Regions from separate parts of the Mus musculus genome. Here all the other regions are linked to region 2. The links are chromatin loops, found by intact Hi-C in ENCODE. Cell type or tissue: heart. All regions are shown on one strand.

Evidence for each region. Hi-C counts contacts between places; a loop is a spot of excess contacts. Peaks named below come from ENCODE experiments on the same cell type or tissue, not always from the same donor. Only the 100,000 strongest peaks of a DNase experiment are listed, where the experiment ranks them.
Region 1: it touches region 2 in a loop (4-fold over the local background); 27 of 42 quality-filtered maps call a loop at or near these places.
Region 3: a loop joins it to region 2, with 5 times the contacts of the local background. A loop is called at or near these places in 33 of 42 quality-filtered maps.
Region 4: a loop joins it to region 2, with 8 times the contacts of the local background. A loop is called at or near these places in 27 of 42 quality-filtered maps.
Region 5: a loop joins it to region 2, with 2.5 times the contacts of the local background. A loop is called at or near these places in 2 of 42 quality-filtered maps.

What each region holds. Positions count from the first base shown.
Region 1 is chr6:91,406,252-91,411,251 of GRCm38, reverse strand. Wnt7a (wingless-type MMTV integration site family, member 7A) reads left to right here. Exons shown (of 4, transcript NM_009527.4): 1 at 1-213; 2 at 2,354-2,580. The coding sequence starts at 143. Among named protein-coding and RNA genes, the nearest start is that of Gm30437, 2.6 kb to the left of the region's middle. In heart, no CTCF peak of the experiment used is centred here; a DNase peak (open chromatin) is centred at 2,411; H3K4me3 peaks cover 1,658 bases; H3K27me3 peaks cover 5,000 bases.
Region 2 is chr6:91,162,532-91,167,531 of GRCm38, reverse strand. Hdac11 (histone deacetylase 11) reads right to left here. Exons shown (of 10, transcript NM_144919.2): 4 at 1,855-1,971; 5 at 1,247-1,289. Among named protein-coding and RNA genes, the nearest start is that of Hdac11, 8.2 kb to the right of the region's middle. In heart, a CTCF peak has its summit at 2,137 (motif pointing left); a DNase peak (open chromatin) is centred at 2,121; H3K27ac peaks cover 2,452 bases; H3K27me3 peaks cover 460 bases.
Region 3 is chr6:91,279,338-91,284,337 of GRCm38, reverse strand. No RefSeq gene overlaps it. Among named protein-coding and RNA genes, the nearest start is that of Fbln2, 69 kb to the right of the region's middle. In heart, no CTCF peak of the experiment used is centred here; a DNase peak (open chromatin) is centred at 2,927; H3K27me3 peaks cover 3,781 bases.
Region 4 is chr6:91,412,267-91,417,266 of GRCm38, reverse strand. It overlaps Gm30437 (a long non-coding RNA gene), which reads right to left. Exons shown (of 2, transcript XR_377869.4): 2 at 4,551-5,000. Among named protein-coding and RNA genes, the nearest start is that of Wnt7a, 3.4 kb to the right of the region's middle. In heart, a CTCF peak has its summit at 2,178; no DNase peak of the experiment used is centred here; H3K27me3 peaks cover 5,000 bases.
Region 5 is chr6:91,506,481-91,511,480 of GRCm38, reverse strand. It overlaps Xpc (xeroderma pigmentosum, complementation group C), which reads left to right. Exons shown (of 16, transcript NM_009531.2): 2 at 823-1,024; 3 at 2,886-2,992; 4 at 4,522-4,642. Among named protein-coding and RNA genes, the nearest start is that of Xpc, 6.9 kb to the left of the region's middle. In heart, a CTCF peak has its summit at 1,961 (motif pointing right); no DNase peak of the experiment used is centred here.

The DNA.
Region 1 (5,000 bases), 240 kb before region 2:
CCTAGCGCGGACCGACGCACCGACGGACCGCCCAGGGAGCCTCGGCCCGCGCCCCCTGCGCAGGCTATGTGGATTGCCCCGCCGGGCCCGGCTGGCGGGATCAGCACAGCCCGGCCCGTGGCACCCGCCACCAGCGGGGACTATGACCCGGAAAGCGCGGCGCTGCCTGGGCCACCTCTTTCTCAGCCTGGGCATAGTCTACCTCCGGATCGGGTAAGCACCGCGCGCGTTCTTTCCGCGCGTGCGACGGAGGCAAAGTTGACTGGGCCCGGGAGGGAGGCGCGCTGCCCAACTTAGCTCAGGAGAGGCAGTGGGAGGTGCAGGAACCCTGAGGGCACAAAGGCTCCCCGTGAGCGGACAACCCAGGGGCGCACGCAATTCCACAGACTCGGGCAGGGGATCGGCCATCCCAAGGATCTCAGAGTCAGGGATACCTCCAGAAACAGACAGTTAAGTGTTTCTGGAAGCGAATATCTGCTCTATGGGGTCCCCAGGAACCGCCCCACCCCCCGCCCCTGCGCGCAAGCCACAAGCACAGTAGATCCGGCAGGACCACAGCCACCCCTAGAGAGCTCAATTCCCAGCAGGAATTCTACGCGCGATATTGTGAGCGCAGCCCTTTTGCAGACAGGGCTACTCATGTAGCAAACGTGGGCCCAGGACTGGGGGTGTTCCCTGGCAAAAGCATAAACCACCTTTCAGAGCTCTGGCACCGCCTCATTTCCAGCGGCCCTCAGACCCCCTTCCCAAGCTAGGAGGACAGCACATTTAACAATCAGAACCAAATAGTACGACCAGAGATAGTTAATGGCTAGTCGGAGACACCAAGGAGAGACGCTCTCTAGCCGCCACCCAAAGAAAGCAAGACAGCCGACCCTGGGGTCGCTGGGGTGGGAGCCAAAGAACCCAGGCGTCAGGAGGTGGGGCAGGAGACACTCTAACTGGAAAGTGGAAGCAGGTGGCTTCTTGCGCTGCGTTGCGCGGCCTCTCTTTGTACTTAGGAAGTGACTTGTGTGCAGCACGGTTTTGGGGACGTGGGGGGCTTTAATCATAGACAGAGGTCCTAGCGCCAAAGGGCTACCTTGGGAGGCTTCACACCTGCCTCTCTCTATACACCCCTACTACCTGTGAACCTCCTGTCGCTGCCTTGGGAAGAACTGGACCCAAGGCCAGGGGGCGTGTGTGGCAGACCCTTTGTGTTTCTCCGCCGCCACCCTCAGGGTTCCCACTTCCCCAACCCCACCTCTCTGGAATGGGATTTCAAAACCAAGTGCGCTCTGAGTGGACTAGGCGGCCTCCAGCCCAACCGCGGATCGAGAGGCGGCTTCTGGGCTCGCGCGCTGCCTGCCTGCGGGTGTGTTTTAAGTGTTATTGATTCGCCCGCGTCTGGATGGCTTTTCTTTTCTTTTCTTTTTTTTTCCCCCCCACTTGCTTTAATCTTCATCTTGGCCCGCGCACTACCGCCCTGCGCTCATCCACTCATCCAGCATCCAGGAAGCGAGGTCGGGCTCATTGGCTCTGGCCGCGTTAGGTATTATCTTCTTTTTAATTAGAAACGAGGGGCGGAGACACTAAAGACTGGAGCAGGGGAAAGCGGCAGAAAGTAAAACTCCCTGATTTCTCCGGGACCTGACACCTCATTGGCTCACTAGGGGCTACCCTAGGGGAGGAGGCGGAGGTCAGGGGGCGTGGCCTTCTCTCAGGGCAGTTGGAGGGAGGTCCCGGTTAAGAGTTTCAGTGACTTTGAACCGCTCTGCTGGGTCCGAGGGTTAAGGTCCCCAAGTCCCTTGAGGTTTCTCAGTCTGGTAGGTAAGACTGGCTCCTGTGTCACCTATGTGTGACATATTTGTGGTATTCTAATTTTACCTGGGCTGTTCAGATGACTGCAGTACTAGCCCTGGGAACCATAAGTTCCAAAAGCGATAAAAATGGCACCTCAACATGTGCTTCCTATCGACCCTCTGAGGTGCAGACGGCCTCTCAGAAGCTCTTGTTTAAGCAGTGCAGGCTCTGAGATACATAAGGGGGGTTGTGAACCTGCTCCAGGTTAGAAAGTGAAGGAAGGCTTTGATGGAAAAGGGGCCTGCCCCCTTGGGCACTAGAAAATTGCTTCTCTGAGATTCGGGTCCCATGGTATCATGGCTCTCTGCAGGGACAGGTATTTCCTGGTCATCAGCTAGGTGTTTAGAAGACTTGTGGCCAAAATCCTGCCCTGCCCTACCTCAGACTTCATCTGGACTGTGGCTCTGTGAGAGGTCCTCTGTAGTAGCTGAGAGGACACCACCCCCTCTCCAGCACCTGCTAGTCAGAGCCCTCCTCCAGGTCTCACCCCCTATCTCTGTGTCCCCTCCAGTGGCTTCTCTTCGGTGGTAGCTCTGGGTGCGAGCATCATCTGTAACAAGATCCCAGGCCTGGCTCCCAGACAGCGGGCAATCTGCCAGAGCCGGCCGGACGCCATCATCGTCATAGGAGAAGGCTCCCAAATGGGCCTGGACGAGTGTCAGTTTCAGTTCCGAAATGGCCGTTGGAACTGCTCAGCGCTGGGAGAGCGTACTGTCTTCGGGAAGGAGCTCAAAGTGGGTATGTGATCATCAGACACCCTGCACAGGGTCTTTGGAGCTATAAGGAGCCAGTACCCTTTGGGAGCTCTATGTGATCCCTTCACTTGCTCTAGTTCTAGTATCCTTGATGACTGTATCTTGTGCATGGTTGACTTAGACTGATGTCCAGGACTGCATCTGGAAGCCATGCCACTTTGCTGGTTACAGGCAAAGCTCGGGCACGAACTAATGGCCTAAAATCTTGCTGGCTGATCTAACATGTTTTCAAATGAGACCTGAATTTAAATGTGGGGTGTTTTACCCAAAGGTGTTGCAGCCTCTTTTGGGAAATAGGCAGATCTATTGGTTACTTAATGTGCGTAGGGAATCATTGTGATGGTTAGAGCTGAGATACAACCACCCGAGGGTAAGGTATGAGTGACCTATTCTCTGCCATAGTCCCCAACACTCCCTACTGTGGTCCAGCATGCACAGTCCTATGACACAATCCACCTGATTCCTACAGCATTGCTTGGGGGGAGGCTTGGCATGTGCAGATGTGTATGTATGTCTGAGCACATACACACGTGCATTCAACTTGTAAGGCAGTCATGATGTTTGTGATAGAATGGTTGTAGAGAAAGTCAGTGATCTTCAGGAGATCCTGGGCTGTAGGAAAGAATGTGGAGACATTTTCTTCCTTGTAGGTGTCCAGACTTGGGGGCCAAGATGTCAACAGACTCACTTCTGCACTGTGACCTTCCCTGAGGCACAGGGCAATACAGGTCCCTCTGGGCTGTGCTTATCAACACAGCTCTGCTGAAAAGGCCCCGTTGAATGCTCTTCTCAGCCTTAGCACCAGTATTTGGATGCTCCAAATCCCCAGTCCATTCCAGCATCCTCCACATTCCCCAGCCTCCCTGCTGTCATCTGGGTTCCCAGGCTAGCCCACCTCCTCCTTGCTCCCAGCAGGAAGGAACAATTTTAAAGTAGAAACTAGGTCACAGTGTTACTCTAGGAAAGATCCATTAAAGGGCCTCTTATTCCAGCCAGCAGGAAACCATTGCCCACCTGCTGTTGAGACCTTGGGGTCTTCATGACCACCCAGCCTCATCCTCTTTTAAACACTGCCTTCTCTTAAGGGCCTCAGTGCTTCTGTAGAGATGGGTACCACAGTCCGAAACGTCTGTGTGCACTCAAGGCTCTTGAGCCTTCCCCTGCCCGCTCCCTTGGATCTGCTTCGGCCAACTTCTCACATTATCTCAGTGTGTTCTACCTACTCCAGGAGGGCAGGGGCTCTGGCCAGCTCACAGTGACTGCATCCTTCCCTGCCTCCATACAGTCTTGCCACAGCTCTGCTTTGGTCACTAGACTGTACTGACTATAGAACTGGGCCCTGTGGTCCTCTCCTGCAGAACCCCTTTCCCCGCACTACCTGTCTGGATCTTGGCTACATGAATTTCCTTCTCCCCTGTCCTCTCCTTCTCAACATCAGAATCAGGTTTTTGGGTGTTTTGTTTTGTTTTGTTTTGTTTTGGTTTGGTTTGGTTTGGTTTTTGTTTTGGATGAGAGAGGAGTGGACCAATCTAGCTCAGGCAACAGGATGGTGCTGACACCAAGACTGCAGTTGAAATCCCTGCCTCCCGAGCCTTCTGCTTGTTCCCTTTCATCTTTGTCCTTCTCAAATGTTCTATCCCTCTTCAAACCCCAACACCCAGGATGGCACTCTGACATCATTTTAAACCTGATGGCCTTGCTGGGACATAATGAGCAAATGTGCTACAGATGAGTAAACTGAGACTCAGAAGGGACTTGGCCCAAGTGAGTGACAGGGTCTCCCAGGACAGAGTTCATCTCTTATGGCTTGCTGTTTTAGAATGAGTACAGCCACCCCATGGCCACACTGTGATGATGCCCATTGGGCTGTGGCAGAGGGGATCAGGATGGAGGCACCCCTGGATCATAGCACCCCCCATACCTGGCTGCATACTGTGGGATTAGCCTCAACACAGCCTCCTGTAAGGAGGAGGGATGCCACCAGTATTCTGGGAAGCAACAAAGGACTGGGTTAGAGGAATGCCAGTTAGGACAGGTAAAGCTAACCAGGAGAAAAGATATGACCTAGCAATGTTGGGGTACCATGGAGGGAAGTAGGAGCTAGAGCTCAAAGATAAGGTAGCCCAGACTAAGGAGCTTGAACTTCTAGGACTTAGGGTTTGTTGGAAGATTCTGCCCATAGCCACACCTACCAAAGTATGGGCTGAGCCTTAATCATTGTCATGATTTGATGGTTATTGACCCACCATTGACTTCATATGAGTCAAACCTTTTTCTTACAGTAACCGGTATCCTGTTATCTCTCAAGTTTGGGATTTTTGGGTCCCTCAACCAAGTACCCTCATCCACACCAGCTGATTGCCTCAGCTGACTAGAGCGTCTCCGAGGGGTGAGAATCAGGGG
Region 2 (5,000 bases):
CAGGTTTTCCCTGTAGTGGACAGAGATGACTAGGAACAGTACCCTATGCTGACCACAGCTGTCCATGCCATGCCAAACTCTGAGACATAGTCTGCATGTAGTTTTTGCTTTGGACCAGAGGGCTGCTGTTGCCTGTCTTCTGCTAAAATGGCTAGTAAGCTGCTACTGTTCCTGTATCCCTGGAGACCCTGGGTTATAAGAACCTTCTGAAAGGGAGGTCCAAAACTATCCCCACCCTGACAGTGTGAGGTTCGGGCTGTGCAGATAAATAACTTGCCTCTTCCACTCATTGGGGACCCCTAACAGGGCATCCAGCTTGCCTCTCTATAGGCCAGAAGAGAATTCCATCTTCACTAGTACCTTTTACAGGTGAGCTGCCCCAGGCCCAGAGAGGACCAACAACATGCCCAGAAAATATAACAAGAAAACAGTTAGCAGCACCATTAGTGAAATCCAGGCTTCATTAGGACCTAGAGGCTCAGTTAACCAGGCCCTAGTTTCCATGATAGGAGTATCACTGAGGTCCTCCATGAACCGGGAACTATGCTACAGACACACATGGCATAAACTACCCATGTCCCTATATAACTGGGTATTCTAACATCATGGCTATGCCAGGTCTAATTGGGTACCTGGCAATGCAAGCAGGAAGAGTCATGGCCCCTGGCCATGTGGAGCTCACAAAAAGGGATCCTCTAGGGTCCTGCACAAGCCAGCAGCTTCTTCATAACACAACTATGCAACAGCAAAGGAAAGGCTGCTAGGAAAAAGGTTCTTCAACTGTCAAGGACTGTGAAGACAGACTGTAGAGACCACACAGAACCAGAAAGCACTGGCCCCCAGAACCCCTGTTGTGGCACTTAGCCTGGGCCTATCCCCTCGTCGTCCCATGACCAAGCCCTGTCCACTGGCCTAGTCCCCAGAAAGATGGACCCTTTCAGGAGAGGCACGTGGAGGCAACTAATTCCACACAGACATGCCCAGGAACCTACCTGAGGGACGGCACAGGCTCTCTGGGTGGAAGAGAACTCCCTGTCATTGGAAATATGTAAATGTTGGGCAGGGACATTCTCACAACAAATATCTCACAGCAGATAGAGGTACCCGTGGGGCCTACACAGGAACAAAAAGGCTGTATACTACTCCAGGCTACTCGGCTGGCTCTGAGGGCTTTCCTGTCCCTCTGTCCCCACACCCTTTCCAACTCCACCAGGACAGCCAGACATTCTGAAGTCCCAGCACTCACCAACATTGATGGCCCAGCCTCGCTCCACAGCCAGCTTCCCTGCCTTTGGAGACAAGCAGAGGGTAGGAGTTCAGGCCTCATCCTGAGGCAGGCATGTACACATTCAATATAAGCTCTGGGGCAGGAATAGGCCACAGATAGAACGAGGCAGCACCTCATTCCTCAACAGACCAGTGGCAACCAGGGGAAAAACTCAACTGCCCAAGTGGGGAAGGGTCAGGAGTGGCCCTCCCAGTTTTACGGGGAAAACAATCAGAAATTCAAGTGAGGTGAGCTGAGGATTCCCACATGGCTTTCTGAATGCAAAAGAGATAGTCTGCTTGTGGAAATACTGCAAGCTGGTAGGTGCAATCCTGCAGGCATTTGGGGGGAATGGCAATACAAAACTTGGTAGTGCCAGAGTGCTGTGACCATGGCTGGGACAGACCTCATTGATTCTGACACAAAGTGTGCCCACACTACCAGACTCCCAGCAGTGAGTAGCACTACTGTAGAACATATGTTTGCTGGGTTGCAAATGCAGTAACTCAAATTGTTATTGGATGGGACAAGTCCCTATAGGGCAAAGTGGTGTAGGGGCCTAGAGCTGCACATCCCACCCTGCCTACCATGATGGTGCCTCCAGTCTGGGTCCGCAGGGGCCTCAGCACCTTCCTCTGCACAAGGAAGTTGGGAAGAAAGATGACCGGGGGGATCTCAGTGATGGTAGCCACCACAAAGGACCACTGTGGAAAGAGACATGGAAGTCAAACTTGATGCCAAGGCCTGGGCACGGTGGCTCCCCTCTCGTTCTTGGGAAGTGACAGCTGGGGGCCACCTTTGAGTCCTAGCTTTGTGCTTGGGCACAGTGAAGTTGATGGCAGCCTTCTGAGGCACTCTTCTGCCCTCTTGTGTCTAGAATAAGTACTGCAGGCTGTGCTGAGATTGCATGGGGCACCTCTGCTCCCCACAGCCAGAGCCTTGTCTCTGAGGCCAAGTGTCAGTCAGCATGAGACAGTCAGGTGGGCTTGGGGTCCTGACCTGTGCTGGGACACTTGTAGACAAGGCTAACAAGCCAGCAGGTGCTATGACAGAGAAGTACCAGTCTTCTCGGGAAGGGAGACGGCCTCGTGGAGAAGGCAATGCTTATAAAAAAAAACAGTGAACCAGAGTCCCCCAGATGCAGGCTTTAGGCCAAAGACGCAATTTAGGGCAAGGGATTGAGCTCAGGAATGTCAGAAGCTGGATAGGGCAGGGAAAGGAAGCATCTCTGTGGTCTTCTGCGGTTCAGGACCTGGTCTGCTAGCACAGGTTCACACCATACTGTCAGGGCAGTATAGAGGCCCAGAAGAAGGAAAGCCAGAACTAAAAACTAAAATAACAGGGACTCCCTGAGCCCCATCTCCATCTGATGTGAGTACTTTGTTATTTTCCCTGCACTTCCAATCCTGACTCCGTTCCTTTCTGCTCAGCTCTGCAGAGGCAGGTTTTGATGTATCTAGCTCCCTCTGCTGCCCCTTGCTCTTTTTGTTGGAGACATCAATATTTCTACATATCCCTGGATGATCTGGTACTATGTAGACCAGATTGGCCTCCAACTCAAGAGACATCTGCCTTTGCCTCCTGAATGCTGTGATTAAATGTATGCACTACATGTATACCCTGCCAGTTCTATCTTTATAGACAGCGGTTCCATGCTCTCATCAGGGGACTGCTTCTTGGACAAGATCCATGAGGACTCCATGCCCGTGTGTAAATGGAATCATATTTACATGGAACCTGAGCATATCCTCCTGCATATATCATGCCTACATTGCTTATAGCATGGGACATATTACCACGCTGAGAGAAGTTTATGCCACGGTTTAGGGAGCAACACAAGAAATGTGTATGTTAAGATGGATGCATTATTGATTTAAGAATATTCTCCCTCTGGTTGGTTAGACCTGAGAACAAAGGGCCCAAATATATAAGCTTGTACTTATGAGTCAGTCTTGAGCTAAAGGTCGTGTGGTAGTACATGCCTGTCATCCCAGCTTGGGACGTGGAGGCCGACGACTTTGGAGTCCAAGGCCAGCCCTGGCTACACAAGACCCTGCCTCAAAGAAACAAAACATGCATGTTTAATGAGAATTCCATGCCTCAGTTACTTCAGGCATATTTCAAGTGCTGGCCAGACACTGAGGCTGGTGGCTGGATGGAGCTGAACTAGGACGTGCCACGACAGACAGCTTTATCAGGCAGCACTGCTCTGGGGGAAAAAAAACCTGTTGGTCATCAAATAAAACACTGATGCAAGGTAGGAGTGGGTTGTGACTAGACTGGAGGAAGAGGAAGAAAGGGATTTGGCAGAGTGGTCAATGGGGCATGGTAATTACAGTGGTCAGAGTGAATGAATGTATGGCCTCACAGTGGCACAGGCCAGGGTAGTTACAGTTACAGTAGACAGAGGGAGCTGATGTAGGGCCTCACAGTGACACTGATACTGGAGGGTGACAAGCCGAAGATGGAGCAGCTGAGAAGGGCCCCCCGTGTGTGTGGGGTGGGGTGGGGAGACAACAAGGGACAGATAAAGATTATCTGGGATGTGCAGCAGGTTGCCAGGGGACAGCCCAGATGAGTAGGAAGGACCCACCCAGAATGCCCTGTGACAAACTTGGGAGGGGCAAGGGCTCTGAGCTGGGACAGGGCTCTCAAGTCCCCTCTGAGCTCTGCCTCAGTTGTGTGACTTTGCATGCAGCTGTTTCCCTCTGTGCCTGCCTCCTTGTCTGCAAATTAGGGTCTGAAATGAGGGTGTAACAGTGGAAGCCTGCTGAAGGGGCCCTCCTGAAGAGGCCTGTCATTACCTCCTTAAAACACTGCCCTAGCTGCCCAGAAGACTATCATAGACCTGCACACAGCTACCAGCACGTCTGTGTCACCATCCAAAGATGCACCGCATCTGTGGCTATCCCCTTCAGAGACACACTAGTACTACCAATCCTTAATCTAAAATAACACTGTGGGGCCTAGAGGCCAGTGCCTGTGAATCCACCGGCTTAGGAGGTTGAGGATAAAAATCATGAGCTCACACCAACTTTGTCTCAAAATTATTTTTTAAATTTAAATTTTAAAGAGGGGGGGATTGATGATGTAGTTTAGTAATTGTGTGCCTGCCTGAGATTAGACAGACAAACCAACCTAAACTCTCAGGGATCCCTGGGCTCCGTCACTTTTCTTACACCACCAAGCAGGTGAATCCAATGCTTTGTGCTGGGGGCCGCAGGCTCCTGATCTGATGTCCTCTTGAGCTCTCTACTGCTTCTATCTGCTATTTGTTCTTTATTTCTGCTTGCTATAAACTTTAATAAACTCATTCATTCAAAATCCACATAGCTATGCTAGACATTTTCTTGGTACAAAACTGGTGTATACTGACCCCCCCCCCCAATAAGCAAAATTAGGTATTGAAACAAACGTGTATGGGCATACCCATAGCAACACAACTGCCAATCATTAAAACGGGAGAAATAGCCCATGTGTGCACAAACTAATGGACAGACAGACAAGATGTGGTACACCACATGGTGGAATATTATGCATCCATGAAGAGGAATGTGCCGGGGGTGGTATGTGGCTTCCTGGCAAAGCACTTGCCCTGCATACTAGAGCTCTCAATCCCAGCCACTGGGGAAGAAAAATGCATGGTACCTGCTCAATATGCTGTGTGGTAAGGCAAACCAGATGCCAAAGCACACACACTGATTTCATCTGTATTGAGTCAAGTACAAAGTAC
Region 3 (5,000 bases), 120 kb before region 2:
AGGGGTAGGTTAGCCCAAGCAGTCAGGCACTGCAGAAAAGGGCTGTATCCACAGAAGCAAGTCTCCTGCAGAGGCACGCTGGGGCATTGGAGGCTAGCAGCAAGAGAGACATGGGGCAGGGATCAGGCCGGAGCAGCTAGGTCTGCACACGAGGATGGTCTGAAATAGAGAAGCTTACGGAGGGATGGGGTCAAGTTCGGGAATGTCCTCAGAGTTCATTCTGCAGAACTCACCAGGGGTGTGAATGTTGGGGAACAGAGGGGGGGAGATCTAGAATGTTCTGGGGTCCAATAGATAGAATATGGGAGTGTGAAAGAGGAGTCATATTTCTAGCCCAAAGCAATGGAGTTGCCAAGGGGCTATCTCTCCTCCCTCCTGTTCCAGCTTGGACTACCCTATGCACACCTTTCTCATTCACCCCTCTCATGGTCACCCAACCCACTGCTGCATTTTTGCTCTGCCCATAGACTGAACATTTTGACAAACACAACTGTCGACTATCTGAAAAAGACCTGCCTTTCCACTGAGCTGTGTGCGCAAGGTTGTTTAAATTCTCTACAAACATTTCTTTGCTTTATGCCACACCTGGTGCCACTAACTGGGACTCAGTTTACCATCATCATAGCCCCTTCTTCCCCCTCACTCCTCCTTCTCCTCCATGCAGAACCCCGCCTTACTCCTACCTGTTTAGAAGCAGCCATGTCTGGAGCCACAAGTGGGATGTTATGCAAAGGCCATGTGGTCTGGAGGAGACTCCCCAAGAGGACAGGTTAGTCTGGGGCACAAATTTCAGTGTGCAGGCGGTGTACAGTGAGTAGGCCAGGGTATGGCTGCCAAGGCTGTGCTGTTCACAGTGAAGAAGCTGAGGCCTCCCAGCCTCAACCACAGAGAGAACAGCCCAGACTTGGGTCATGGCACACTTGGCCTTCTTGGTGCTGGAGTTCTTGTCCCCCAGCCGTGGTAAAAGGAACCTTATTCTCTTTGGGCCTGACCTTTGGAGGCAGGATAGTATTCAGAAAGCCTCAATCCCAGCTACCATCCCTCGGGCTCTGCCAACCTCCCACAGGGATGGCTCGGCTGGCCCAAGGGCGTTGGCCTGATGACTCGGCTATGGGTGGGAACTTCAGGCACAAACCCTGACCCTGATGCCGAAGCCCTGGAGCCAGCACAGCAGCACTACTGTCCCTTCCTGTTCCCACCCTTCCTGAGCTTCAAAGGGTCAAAGTCCTAGAACAGGGAGGACAGAAACCTTAGTGTCAGCCAAGCAGAACTGGCCTTGAGCTTCCGATCTGATAAAATGGACAGAAAGGAGGATGAGTCTCTGACTACCCTACCAGGGCACGGCCTCAGAGTCTGAGCCCTGTACCTGGGGCCAGAGCTGAGTTATCATCAGCCCCTGCTAAGGAGGAGCCAGGAGCAGGTGCTTCAGGGCTAAGGAGAGGATACCTGGGCAACTCCTATTCCACCAACCTGCCCCATACCCCGGTCCTGGCCCACTCTGGATCTTCCTCCCAGCTAGTTTGCATCCTGGCAAGAGCATGCCTGTGTTGTTGATTCACTCAGCATGTATCTGTGTCTGCTTTGCTCCATGCCTGGTGCTGGGTGCTGGGGACTCAGAGGGGAACTCATTTGCACATACACTGAGAAGTGAGACTAGCAAGCACCTAGAAAGCAGTTGGGGAAGCTCTAACTCTGTGGAGGGTGCTCAGAGCTGGGCATTGCAGGATGTATAGGAGTTTCCATGCTCTCCAAGCAAAAGGTCCAGAATGGGAAAGAAGAGTGGGCAAGGTGACTGGTGCACAGGGTTCGGCAGGGAGTGATGGCCACAAGACTGAAGAGGGTGGGGCCAGGATGGTGGGCTGTGAAACTCATTCGTATTGCAAGCAATGGAGAGCCATGGTGAGATGAACACAGCACATGTCAGGAGCATGCTCTGCTAGCTACTGGCAACCCCCTCCTGAGACAGCAGGCTTGGCAGATAGACTCAGTCAGAAAAACCAGCCCCACCCCAGCCTCTCATCAGCCCTAGCTGAGGACCCTGTGCAATCCTGAGAAGGATTTGCAACCTCTCTGGGCCTAGAAAGTGAAGACAGGCATAGAAGGGAGGATGATTCTGGTGAGGTGTAAGGACAAGCATGCAGCCACCTGTCCCTCTCAGAGCAGGCAAGGTAAGTGGGCCAGGCCTGGATCACTTCCCACCCCTGGGAATGGCTGGCCAAGGGCCTGGGGACCACAAAGACCAAACAGCACAGAGCTGCAGGTTGGGTGCCACCAGCCAGGCTCTCCACAATCACATGCATTTACCGAGAAACACACAGACACCAGGTCCTCCAGGCATCCAGGGTAGGACAGGCCCCATTTACAGCCACTACCCCAGCGCAGCTGTCAGAACTGCCTGCTCTCACGTGGGTGGCCAGACCAATTCAGCAAATGCTACGGTCAGCACCCCATACTGGCCACACACAGGAGTTGCCTTTCCAGAGGGCCTCTCCCGCCCAGCATGTACATGCTCATGTCTGTGCATGTGGGCTGGCAGCTAGGCACACCTAGTCTTTTTTAAATGCCAATTACACAGAAATTACAGTTATCAGAAGCCATAGTGGGGCTCCAGTGGGCCTCTTAACCCTATAGCGTTCTCCAGTAGCAGGTCTCAAACTAGTATAATTCCCATAAACAGAGAGAAAATAGGAAACAGAGGCTCTGAAAAGCCAGACAACCACAGCCAAAGCAACAGTGATCCCGTGCCTGTGGCAAGGGTGACGGGGAAGGTATCATGTTCATTAGAATTTGGAAACAGGTACAAGGTGTCATCTGAACTCCGCACACCCCCTTGCTTATGTGCTTCTAGGCGACTCCCCAGCCCTACACTGGCTAGAATGAAGTTTACCCTAGCTGCATCAACTGCTAGCAATCCCGCTCTTGGCCACCAGGTGTCACCACACACCGCCTATGGCCTGGAGAGGCCACAGCTATGGAGATAATCAGGTATCAAGCTAGGAGTGAGATTGTTGAAGCTCTGTGGCAGTCCCTAGAATTGTGCTGTTTCTGGTCAGCCAATAGGGTCCTTCTTTACCCAGATATGAGTCAGAGAAGACAAAGAGAAGCCTTCCAGTTTGAGCAGTCCCAGCCCTTGAGGGCCGAGGTGCTGGGAGCTGGACTGGCAGATGACAGAGCCAGAGGCTGCAGCCACAGCCCTGGAATCCAGGACCCTGTTGCTTCTTAGACTTAGGAGCTAGAAGCTCAGAGCTGTGGGTGTTCATGCTGGAGGTTCATCACCCTGGGCTTTAACCCCCAGTGGCCCTGGCACTGGGCTGCTATTGTAACACTAGGCAGCTACCTGGGTGTCACAGCTAACTGGGGCAGCAAGCAGCTAGCTACCTTCTAGTGGCACAGCTCCTGGGTGGGTCTGAGGTACTGGGCCGCTCAGCTCCTGTAGTGACTTATGTTACAGCTCTCAGGCACTGGGTTGCCCTGTGATATCCTGAGTAGTGACAAATGTAGGGTGTCTAAGACCGTTGGCCCTGGAGACTCAGTGGTACCCTGGGATGAAGGCCACAGGTTCTGCCTCTACCTGGGATCTCTGCCTTCTCCCTCCTTCTCTATCCCCTTTACCTCATCCCTAGTTGTCTTAACCCCAACCGTTCTTTGAACTCTTCAACAACCTGTATGGTCATACTCCTTAGGGACGTGACAGTCTCTCCTTGGTGAATTCACTTGGACCTCAATAAAGATCAAAGTGGGTGTGTCCCCCATTACCCTGGGACACACTCCAAGATCCCCACTAGGCACCTAAAATTGTGGGTGGCCCTTAGTCCTATGGATCTTGTGTTTTTGTTTTATATGCTTGCCTATCTTTTTTTTTTTTCCAAGACAGGGTTTCTCTGTATAGCCCTGGCTGTCCTGGAATTCACTCTGTAGACCAGGCTGGTCTACAAAAAAATCAAAAAATCAGAAATCTGCCTGCCTCTGCCTCCCAAGTGCTGGGATTAAAGGCGTGTGCCACTACTGCCTGGCATGATCATTCATTTTATAAATGGAGCATGGTAAGATATTGTGACAGAAATAGTACAGGGCAGTAGCAATACCATGGAGCAAATGCTCTGGGGCGCTGTAGCAAAAGTAATGTGCCTGCTCTCTCCCCTCTCCTCCCTACCCTACTCCCTGTCACTCAGAGAAAGCTCTTCGCTTCACTTCTTCCTTACATGAGGGAGCACTCACAGTTCTTCATATGACTGGAGCACTTATGGATTCTCTTTGTCTGAAGGGAGCACATTTGGCTCCTCTTCCCTTGAGGAGAGCACTCCCAGATCCCCTTCCCATGAAGAGTTCTATCAGTCACGTTTCTGTTGCTGTGATAAAATACCATGACCAAGGAAGGCATGGTCATGGAAGGAAGAAGGATTACGGTTTATGGTTTCAGAGTGATGAGAGTCCCTTAGGGTAAGTATGGCAGCACTCAACAGACTGGGCGACAGAGCAGGAAGCTGAGCGATCTTATTTTCAAGCACAAACACAAAGCAGAGAGAGTGTAGAAACAGAGAAAGGAGGAGTGCTTTCAAGCTGGGAGAGGCTGAGTGCTCTCAAGCCTCCCCCTCAGTGTAGCTCCTCCCCCCTCAGTGTAGCTCCTCCCCCCTCAGTGTAGATCCTCCCCCTCAGTGTAGCTACTCCCCCCTCCGTGTAGATCCTCCCCCCTCAGTGTAGATCCTCCCATAGTTACTCCCACTAGACCACACATAGATACCTCCGCCAAACAGAGTCACCAGCTAGGGACCAAGTGTTTAAATATTTGAGCCTATAGGTGCATTTCCCATTAAAGCACCACAGGGGAGTACTTCCAACCCCTCTTCACACTGAGGGGTGCACTCCTGGCTTCTCTTCAGCCCATCTGGGTTCCCAGCATCACTACCCTTGCCCTCTGGAGCTATCTAAGAAAAGCAAAGGCCACTTTGCTGAGTATGGTGGCCGTGCCTATAACCCTAGTGCTTCAGAAGTGGAGGCAG
Region 4 (5,000 bases), 250 kb before region 2:
AGACACACAGTACTCAGGGCCTTTTCACTAAGAAACAGACAAGACCAAATGGAGAGATTTTCCTTTCCCCTGGAAAACCAAGCCCCAACGTGAGTGGTGTGGATGGCGATGGTGCTCGCTAGGCCACTGTGGATCAGAATCTTTCTGTTTCCATTTCATAATTTCACTCAGAAGCTCACAAGATCAGGGGAAGAGAGTTAACCCCAAAGTTGTCCTTTATCTGATCTACCACCAGAAGATGCCACCCACATTTAGGGTGGGTCTTCCCATTCTAAATAATCTGATGAAGAAAAACCCCTCGCAGGAGGGCACAGTGCTTGAATTTTAATTCCAGATGCAGTCAAGTTGACAACTAGAATTAGCCATTGTGGCATCTTGTGCTACTCTCAAATCAGCAGAAGAAAGTGTGATCAATGCTACAAAGCCCAGCTTTGAAGTGGTTGATACTGACAGACGGCAGCGTTGACCCACTCAGGCAAAAGGCAGTTTATTCTTGGTCCTGTACAGCCCCAATGTGCTGATGGGAGTTAGCGTCCCTAGCCCTCTCCACTTGCCTGGCTCCTCCACGGCATGGCTGACGGTGGTGGGTAACTCACAGGCTTTCAATCTGCTTTCTTCCCAAGAACCGCAGACTACAGAGTGGGTTTAGCGTGAACACAGATTCATTCGTGGGAGCACTGGGAGGGGACATTGGGTTTGTGTCCATCTAAAAGCAAGAATGCTTTAAAGTCTCACTTCTGGGGACTCGAACACTTATTTCCCAAAACACAGCACTCTGGGGAGAGCCAGACTCAGCACCAGCATGCCAGGCACCGATTCTGAGTTGGAGAGATGAGGACCAGCAAGGGGCTGAGGGCCTGCTCTCCTTCATCTTCCAATGTCACCTGTATGAGGAGAAACTGGGCCCAAGCCACTTCTGTCCCCTGTGCAAGAAGTTAACCATGGACTGCAGCAGGCTGCTCTCCCTGACAGCACTGAGCGGAAGTGGGAGTCCTTCCCCCTCTTAACCAAATGGAGCGTCCTAGTTTGGATTTTAGCTGTCCCTACAGGCCCATGTAAAGGCTTGGTTCCTAGCTTGAGGTGCTACTGGGAGGGAACTGGGCCTTCCAGTGGGAGGATGTTAAGTCACTGGGGGCAAGGCCTTGAAGAAGAGAAGAGAACCTCAGCTCCTTCATGTCCCTCTCTTGCTTCCTGGATGTCATGACGGGAGTGTGTTTTTCCCCAACAGCCTCTTGCTATGATGAGCTGCCTAACAACAGGGTTAAGCATCCATGGACCTAAACCTCTGATATCAAACAAAGCTTTCCACCTTTAAGCTAAAAGCTGGGGAGGGTAATTTGTCACGTGGCAGCTGACTGTCATGGGGCTCTGGGTTTCTGCTGTTCCCCAGCTATGGGAACAGGGTCTCCAGGCCTCATTGTCCTGTCCTACCTGCTCTCACCCTGGGGGATAGGATCTGCAGGCAAGAGCTCCAGGGCAGGAGGCCCAAAGCTTTCATAAGAGAGGCCTGGGTGACTCCTGTCACTTCTGACTGCTTCTTTCTAACCGTCGCTCTCCATGGGCTGGATGCTCAGGCTCTTGAAAGAATCACCTGGGTGTCACATCCATCTCTTTGGTGGATGCTGGTGACACAGGCCACATCGGTGAAGCATAACAGCCACTATGATGGGAAGAAGTGTCCTGGCTAGGGTCTTCAGGGTGGTCCATGGGTGCTTTTCATCACCCTGTACCAGCACAGATTTCTTTGTCAGAGACGTTCTTTGCTGCTAGTTGAGGTTCTTCGCAAGCCACTGAGTCACATCAGCTGTGCTTCTCCTCTGAGCACCAGCATACTTCACTTATTCTTTGTCAGTAGTCTGCCTAGCACAGGCCCCAGCAGCTCGATACTTCATTAATAAAAGGGGTTCTATAGCCTATGATTTTTTTTTTTTTTTTGCTTTATGACTCTTTTTTTTCTCTCTCTCTCTCTGTGTGTGTGTGTGTGTGTGTGTGTGTGTTGTGGGGGGTTATGTGTGCACAAGCGTTTACTAGTGTGTTCACCTGTGTATGAGTTACAGAGGCTAGAGGAGGATGTTGGGTGTCCTACTGTGTTGCTCTCCATCTTATTCCCTTGAGACCAGGCACCTCTTAGTAGCAACTGTTAACTGTGGTTCTGGGACTGGGCTGGTTATTTCTTCTGCCCCCAACAGGTGGCGACAAAGCCCAGAGTGAGCGCCTGCCCAGGTATGCTTGGTTTGCCTGAAGAACAAGAAGCCCACCGGGACAGCTCTTTCAATGATCCAAGTAGTGGTTGCAAATGGGGGTGGGGTGGGGTGGGGGGAGATCCTGGGCTAGCAGAAATTTGCAAAAAAAGAACTTCTGCAGACAGTCCCAGACAGTTGATCTAGGGCTCAGGACTTTGGGATGCTTTAAATAAAGTTTCTCCTTCAGAACTCTCAACCCCCTCTAGTAATTGACCTAGAAGTTACTAGCTGCAGAGCATACCCAACAAACAAGCGAATGAAAAACTGTCTTGGACCATGAATTTAATAAGTGGCAGAGCTGGCACCAAACCCCATGCTTAGCTGATCCCCAAATGTGCGATCTCTTCAGCAAGCCATGGTTTTGGTTTGACATAAGCTCTGTGCAGTTGTGTAATCAGAGCAGAAGGACTTTGTTATGAGGAGATTGTACTCTAATGAGAGGCCTCTGGGGTGAGCCTGGATATCCTTTAGGATGGGAAGGGCTCTGCCAAGACAAGCCCAAGGGCACTGGAAACCCAAGGAAGAATTACAATAAAAATATGCTATCTACAAATACAGACCTGGTCCTATGTAGGGATATGTGTCTGACTCATTCAAAGATTTGCAGAGAATATCGGACCCTCTATATCTCTAGATTCTATAGAGCCTGGAACACATTAATCCTTGATGAATATTTGAAAAATGGATGAAGAAGAAACCAAGAACCGTGGGTAGAAGCCAGGTGGGTCAAGGCAAGCTTTTCAGGTGAGTGGGGATGTGGGTGGGTTACAAACTTACCAGGTGGAAAGGGAGCTAAAGGCATTGGAGTTATACAAAGAGGAAGGATAGGGTGCGCCTTTGCCCATGTTCAATGTGCATCTAATGCCTTTAACACACACACACGCACACGCACACGCACACACACACACACACACGTAACATGGGAGCTATGGCTAGAACCAGTGCTTCAAGTTCAAATCTCAACTCTATCATATACTACTGGCTGTGAGGATATGGGGATATTTAATACTCCACGATCGCGTTCTTCATATAAACAGGGATGTGATAATGAGAACAGGGCCTCACAGCATTGTCAGAGGGCTCTGAGGTAACATAGTGCAGTTCTGAGGGCAGTGCAGACATGGGGGGCAGTGCTGCCTCTGGGCTTGGCCATTCCGCCATCCTCAGAATGGCTCCTGTATGCATCTGTGTACCATCACCTGCACCATTCCTGTTTCCCTGACACCGAGGAAGCTATCACAGGCCTGCCCAGAGGCAAGTCAGGAGGGCACAGAGAACTCCTTGCAGGAGAAGGGCGGAGACTGGGTTCTTCCCACCCACTCTTCTGTCTCAGCTTGTTTTCCAATCAGTTCTTCCTCCCCCCCCCCCCCCTTCCCTTTCCCAGCAGATGCCCTCAGCCTTTGCCAGGGCTGTTGCTGTCACCACAGCTGCCACAGGACTTGCAGGTCATGTGTGTCCCAACATCCATGACGTGCATGACTCTGCTTTAAGATGACAATGGTGCATATTGGAAGTGACACACCAGAGAGATGTTCTGGAGGAGACCTCAGATGACTAGACAGAGGAGGAATACAAGAGAATGTGCTATGGGTAAAGAGGACACCCAGACACTGTCCACAATGCCTCACCTGGGCAAATCTGAAGCCAGGAAGACTGAGTGGATGGCTGGTGGCATCTGGAGGGCCTTCAGTGACCTGTGTAGCAATCATAATGGATCCCACCAGTCAAGGTCACAATTAGGACTGTGGGCTGCAGTGGCTGTACATATTCCTGGTTTCCTCACAGCACAGCAGTCATTAGGGTGGGTCAGGGCTCCTGTATGCATCCATTCACCTGCACCATTACCTCTTCCCTGTTATTGAGGAAGCCATCACAGGCCCACTCAGAGGCGAGCCAGGAGGACACAGAGAACTTGCAATGGAGAACGTCTGAACATTGTAGTGGCCATGTTCTGAAAGCACCCCCAGGCTTGGGGGGGGTGATATAGCTTAGTTGGGAAAGTACTGGTTTAGCACTAGAAAAGAACTAGGTTCAATCCCTGACATCCTATAAAGCAGGGTGGGAGTGCACAGTCTGTAATCCCAGCACCCCTGAGGTGGAAGCTGGGGGACCAGTGGGTCAAGGCTATCTCCACTTCAGTCAGATTCATGCCAAAACGGCAATAAAAGTTCTCCAGCACAAATGTCCCATCTGTCCCTGAACCCATGTTGAAGTCTCCCTAGTCCAACAGGCTCCCCAGTGTCCAATTCCCTTCCCAGCCCCCATCAGTGTCTCCATGGGACACCCAGAGATACACACACACACAAATGAGTTACCTGCTTTATTCTCCAGGGTCTCCATTGGACTCCAAACTCTTCTAGGAATACAGTCCCCCTCTCTTCCCTCCACATCACTGGCTTTCTTTCTCTTCATCCTTGCTCCTCCTTCACCCACTCCTAGCTTCTACCATAATGGGCCCAAATCCTGTGATCTGCTGCGGACAGCCCAGCCACTTCCTCAGAGCTAAAACAAACATTTTAGTGCACAGAACCCTCTTTCCCATTGCCCGGTCCCCGGTCCTGTGACCTTCTCACCAGCCGGTGCCATCTGAAGCTATGCATGTGCTTACTGGACAGGGCTCCTGTACGTATCCATTTACCATCATCTGCACCTGTCAATGAGGAAGCTATCACAGGCTTGCCCAGAGGCAAGGAAGGCGCGCACAGAGAACTCCTTGCAATGGAGATTGGTTGAACAATGTAGTGGCCATATTCTGAA
Region 5 (5,000 bases), 340 kb before region 2:
TGCCTCTGCTTCCCTAGTGCTGGGACTAAAGACATGCCACCATCACCCATACCTCTTTGGAGTCTTAAAGCTCATCTATCTTCCCAAAGTCAACTGTGGCAGGGTTATGGGAAGCGGAGTTTCTCCTTGGATTCGTTGATAATTTGCACCTGTAAAGTTGATGCAGATGTTTCAAAAGTCGAAAACCTTTTGGTATCTGAGCACTGGAATTGAGGCCAAGCAGCTGAGAAACATCCACAGCCCTCTCCCGACTCTGGAGCCTGCCGAGGCTGTTGACTTAACGGGCACGATCTAGGTTAGATCAGCAGCGTGCTTTGAGCAGAGTTTGGTGTAAAATATGGCAGAAACACAGTAGTAGGAATAAAGTGCAAAGAGGTTTGTGACCCGGAAGCATCTCACCTGAGAGTAGTAGATTCTGATAGGCCTTGGCAGGTGGGTGGTGGGCAAGGTGCGGATGAGTGGATTCAGGCATTTCCTTTAAGGTTGGAATTTAGAGTTTTAGTCACAGGGTGGTTTCAGTTTTAGACGTACAGCAAGAAAGGGGAGTGATCTGGGGGTGTAGCATGATGGCGGTGCTTCCCTACTCTGCAGATCAAGGTTTTGCGTTTGATCTGTAGTTTTCATTGTGACCATGGCGAAGGCTCCGTGTGAAAGGCTGAGCACTGGGTGCTGCCTAGGCACAGGCTGGTGAGCAGGTGACAGACGGGTGACAGAGCCCTGGTTGTGAGGAGACTATGAGCCTTTTCCTGACCCTTGCCCATAAGTCACACCGCCTCCACCTTCCCACCCGCCCTTCACATCTTGCCCTGTGTTGTCACCCAGATGACTTTGAAGATGAGAAGCAGAAACCCCGAAGGAAGAGCTCTTTCCCGAAAGTCTCTCAAGGAAAGAGGAAGAGGGGCTGCAGTGATCCAGGGGACCCCACAAATGGTGCAGCAAAAAAGAAAGTGGCCAAAGCCACTGCTAAATCCAAGAATCTCAAGGTTCTGAAGGAGGAAGCACTCAGCGACGGGGATGACTTCCGGTGAGACGCTCAGGCCCGGAGCCCAGAGACGAAGTGACTCCTTGCTCTCTAAGGGGATGGGGGAGGGGGAGGTTGTTAAGCCTTGCCAGACAGAGCCAGGCCAGCAGGAGCTGGAGGCCTCAGTTTCTGATGAGTTCAATGGCAGCTCACATATAGTCATTTATTCATGGTTTCACAGCTAGCTAGAAGCACACTCGGCCGTCAAATTCAGGGTTCCCGATTCTTGGTCTGGTGTTGTTTCAACTTCACAGACACTTAGCAGAGAGGCAGGAGAGACTTCTGCCATCTGGAAATTGGAACTGGCAACTCATGCTCCGTTGGATTTTGAGCGTTCACTGGGCACATTCTTGTCCCCTGCTGCCCTACTTAGTTTTATGTTTTTGTTTTCTTATAGTTTAGTGGATCAAACCAAAGGCTTCCTGCATTGTGAGTGAGCACCGAGCACTGAACCCCACCTTCAGCCCCCCTCTTCCTTCCATCTGGAGTATTTTCTTCCCCTCTCGTACTGTGTCTGAAGCCAGTGGCTCTGTTTTTTTTTTGTTTGTTTGTTTGTTTCGTTTTGTTTTTGTTTTTGACAGATTCTTGGATTTTTTTTTTTTGCTCCTGTTTCCTGCTGCTGCTGCTTCTGCTGCAGCAGAGTGTGCTATGTCCACCTGGATGATAGTTCTCTATGACAGTGCAAGCTACTCAGGTTTTGCCACCCTCTAGGGTGCTCACACTTCTTGGGCCTCAGCTACAACTGTGAGCTTCATTCATGTTCACAGGGCCTTCGTTCGCGTTCATCTAGGGTGGGCCTGTAGTTTGCCTTAATGGCAGCTGGATATCCTTATTTCAGGATGAGAGACAGTGAACTACCCAACCTAAGCAAGCTGGAGGGTAGGTGAATAGAGGAAGCCGAACTTGCCATTGATGATGGGAGGGCAGTCCAGCAGAGGGCAGTAGTGGGCCAGGGGAAGCGGCTGGACTCTCCACCGTGGCTCCTATGCCTCCTGGTTGCAAGTAGCAAACAAAAACAAAAGTGGAGGTCTTTTTTGAGCTTTATTGGAGCTCAGGACTGAGATGGTCCTAAAATGTCTGTGCTAAAAATCTTGGCTGTTTCCTCTAGATACCAAGTATCCGAACATTTACAAAGGCCAAAGTAACCCAGAACTGTCAACAGGATTTGGGGTTTATATATGACTCTGCAGACACATGTCAGGGTCCTGGCAGCTGTTTACCTCACACCTCACTGTCTGTCGAGCTACTTGTCTGCATGGGTTTCCCTATCAGCAGCTGCCCAGCCTGGACCTGCTTACAGGTTCTTGTGCGATCACACCTGACTTGCCATGTTTGAGGTGTGGCAGCTTCAGTGTCCTTGGGCTACATTTTCTTATGGGAGAAAAGCATTCTCTGAGTTGGGTCTCTGGCAACTCCGGCTCTGCTGGTGTGAGCTTTTTTTTCCCCTCCCTGGCCTCCAGCTCCGTGCTAGTGTACCTAGTTACCTCAGCAGTCCAAGACTTCTGGGATCATGTGATTGCTTTAATTTTGCCCTCACCTTTTCAAGGCACAGCAGTTTTGTTTTGTTTGTGTTTTTGCTTTGTTTTTGATTTTTTTGTTTTTTGCTTTTCACATGGATTGTGAGTTAATAGGTTCTGGGTTTGTTTTGAGAAACAAACTAAGCAAGCTTAGTTGCCAGGGTAACCTTACACTGGAGCTCTTCCCACTTCACGTCTTGAGACTTTTGCGAGCCAGCTGTCCGTCATTTTCATGGATGTGGTTGCAATAAACAGTCAATAGGAGAAGGACTCCTGGAGGTTTGCTTAGCCTGAGTGTGACACTAGGATATGTATGTGAGCCTTCTGTGTCTTTGATCCATATACAGGGACTCACCAGCTGACTGCAAGAAGGCAAAGAAACACCCAAAAAGCAAGGTGGTGGACCAAGGCACTGATGAAGATGACAGTGAGGATGACTGGGAGGAGGTGGAAGGTGAAGTTCTCTTGTTTTCTAAACATTGGTTCTGAGTTTGCTGTTTGGAGCTAAGTCACATGTTGCAATCTTTGTTGTTTCTTTGTAACAAAGACCATCTTGAGATAAGTTACAGTAGGGACTTGATAGAAGCAATACCGAGGAAGAGTGCATCCAGAGGGGCTGTGGAGTCCTAACTTCAGCCCAGTGCCGCCCCACATAGCTGTTTGCTTGCCTGAGGCAGGTTTTTTCACAGGCAGCATTCTGCAAATCGCATGCAGCTGTGAGTTGTGCCTAGTCAGGCTGCAGGATTTGGGGAGGAAGTCTGTAAATGCTGTAGGCCTGAGCCTCAGGTCCACACCCTGAGAGTGGTACTAATGATTCCTTCTGTGGGGCATGCTTTCCCCCAGCCTTTTATTTGACAAGGTTCAAATCTACCAAGAAATGAGAGTAGTCTGATACCTGGTCCTTTATATTGAATGTTTCTTTCTCTATGTAGTCCCAAAGCTTGGCTTTTGAATATTTGAGCAAGCCTTTACTAAGAAGGTAGTGGTGTCTTATCTGACAAAGCAACCTCATCACACCCCAAACATGAAAAACAACCCTCAGTTGTTAAAAAAAAAGTCTTTATATCTCGCTTGCTTTCTTTTTCTCTTTCTAACCCAGGTCCCATGGTTGTTATGAGTTTGTACATGTCTTTTAATCTAAAGCCCCCACCATGTACTACCTTTATTAATTCCTTATGGTGCCTTAGGAATGCTAGGAGGGTGCTCTGCCACAGAACTACGACTCCTATGCCTTGCTTTTTTGGTTTGGTTTTTAAAGTGTGTGTGTGTTTTATGTACATATGTGTGAAAGTTTATGAGTTTTATGTATGTGTCTGTGTCTGTGTATGGTGTTGATCAGAGGACAACTCTCAAGAGTTCTTTTCTGTCACCTTGTGGGATCCAGCCCCAAAGTCAGGACCTCAGGTTGTGTATAGTCTTGCCGGCCTCCAGGCCGTGGTTTGTTTGTTTTTTTTAAGATGAGGCCTCTATTATTGAACTTGCTATGTAGCCCAGGCTGCCCTGGGATGTAGGGCCTCTGGTCTCACTGCTGAGTGCTGGGATCACAGATGTGTGCTACCAGAGCAGGCACTGTCTTTTTTCCTCTTTGTAGAGCAATGCCTGCTTTGAAAAGTCCTGGCCTCTTGCTTTTTAGAATATCTGGTTTTATCAGATAAACAATCAGGAGTCTCAGGGCTTCCTTGTCTACTCCTGATCTTGTTTCCCCAGCAGAACCCTGATTTTGTCCTATATATTACCTCATTATTGTTAACTTTAACTTAGGTGTATAAGTGTTTTGCCTGCATATATGTCTGTACCATGTGCCTGGTACCCATGGAGGCCAGAAGAGGGTGTTGAGTCCTCTGGGACTAGAGTTAATAGCTGTGAGTCACCTTGTGAGTGCTGGGAATTGAACCCAGGCCCTCTGTAGTCAGGGCTCTAAGCCACTGAGGCAAATTTCCAGCCCCAATTATTACTAACCACCTTTAAAATTACCGTTGATAGAGCTTACTGAACCTGTGCTGGACATGGGAGAAAATTCTGCCACCTCACCGTCTGACATGCCTGTGAAGGCGGTGGAGATTGAAATTGAAACACCACAGCAGGCGAAAGAACGGGAAAGAAGGTAGGCTGGGCTCTGCTTCTGGGCCCCTGACCTGAAAATAGGCAGCAGACACACGGAGAAAGCCTTTGCATGTCAGCCTGGTCTGGAGCCACAGGGGAGAGCGTGGGTCTGCAGTGGAACTGATGGAGACACCTGGATGTCCCTGCTGGGTGGGAGATAGAGGTGCATGACACAAACTGAGCACCTGTTTATCTCTGACTACCTGACCCTAGAGCAGGAGTATAAATGAGAGGCTCAGAGAGCATGTGTGACAGTCCAGGAGTCACCTAGCCAGTGAGTGGAGGACCCAAGACCTGAATTCCCGCTGGCTGACACAGCACTTATGCTTTCCCTACCACGAATCTACAAGGCTTGAGAT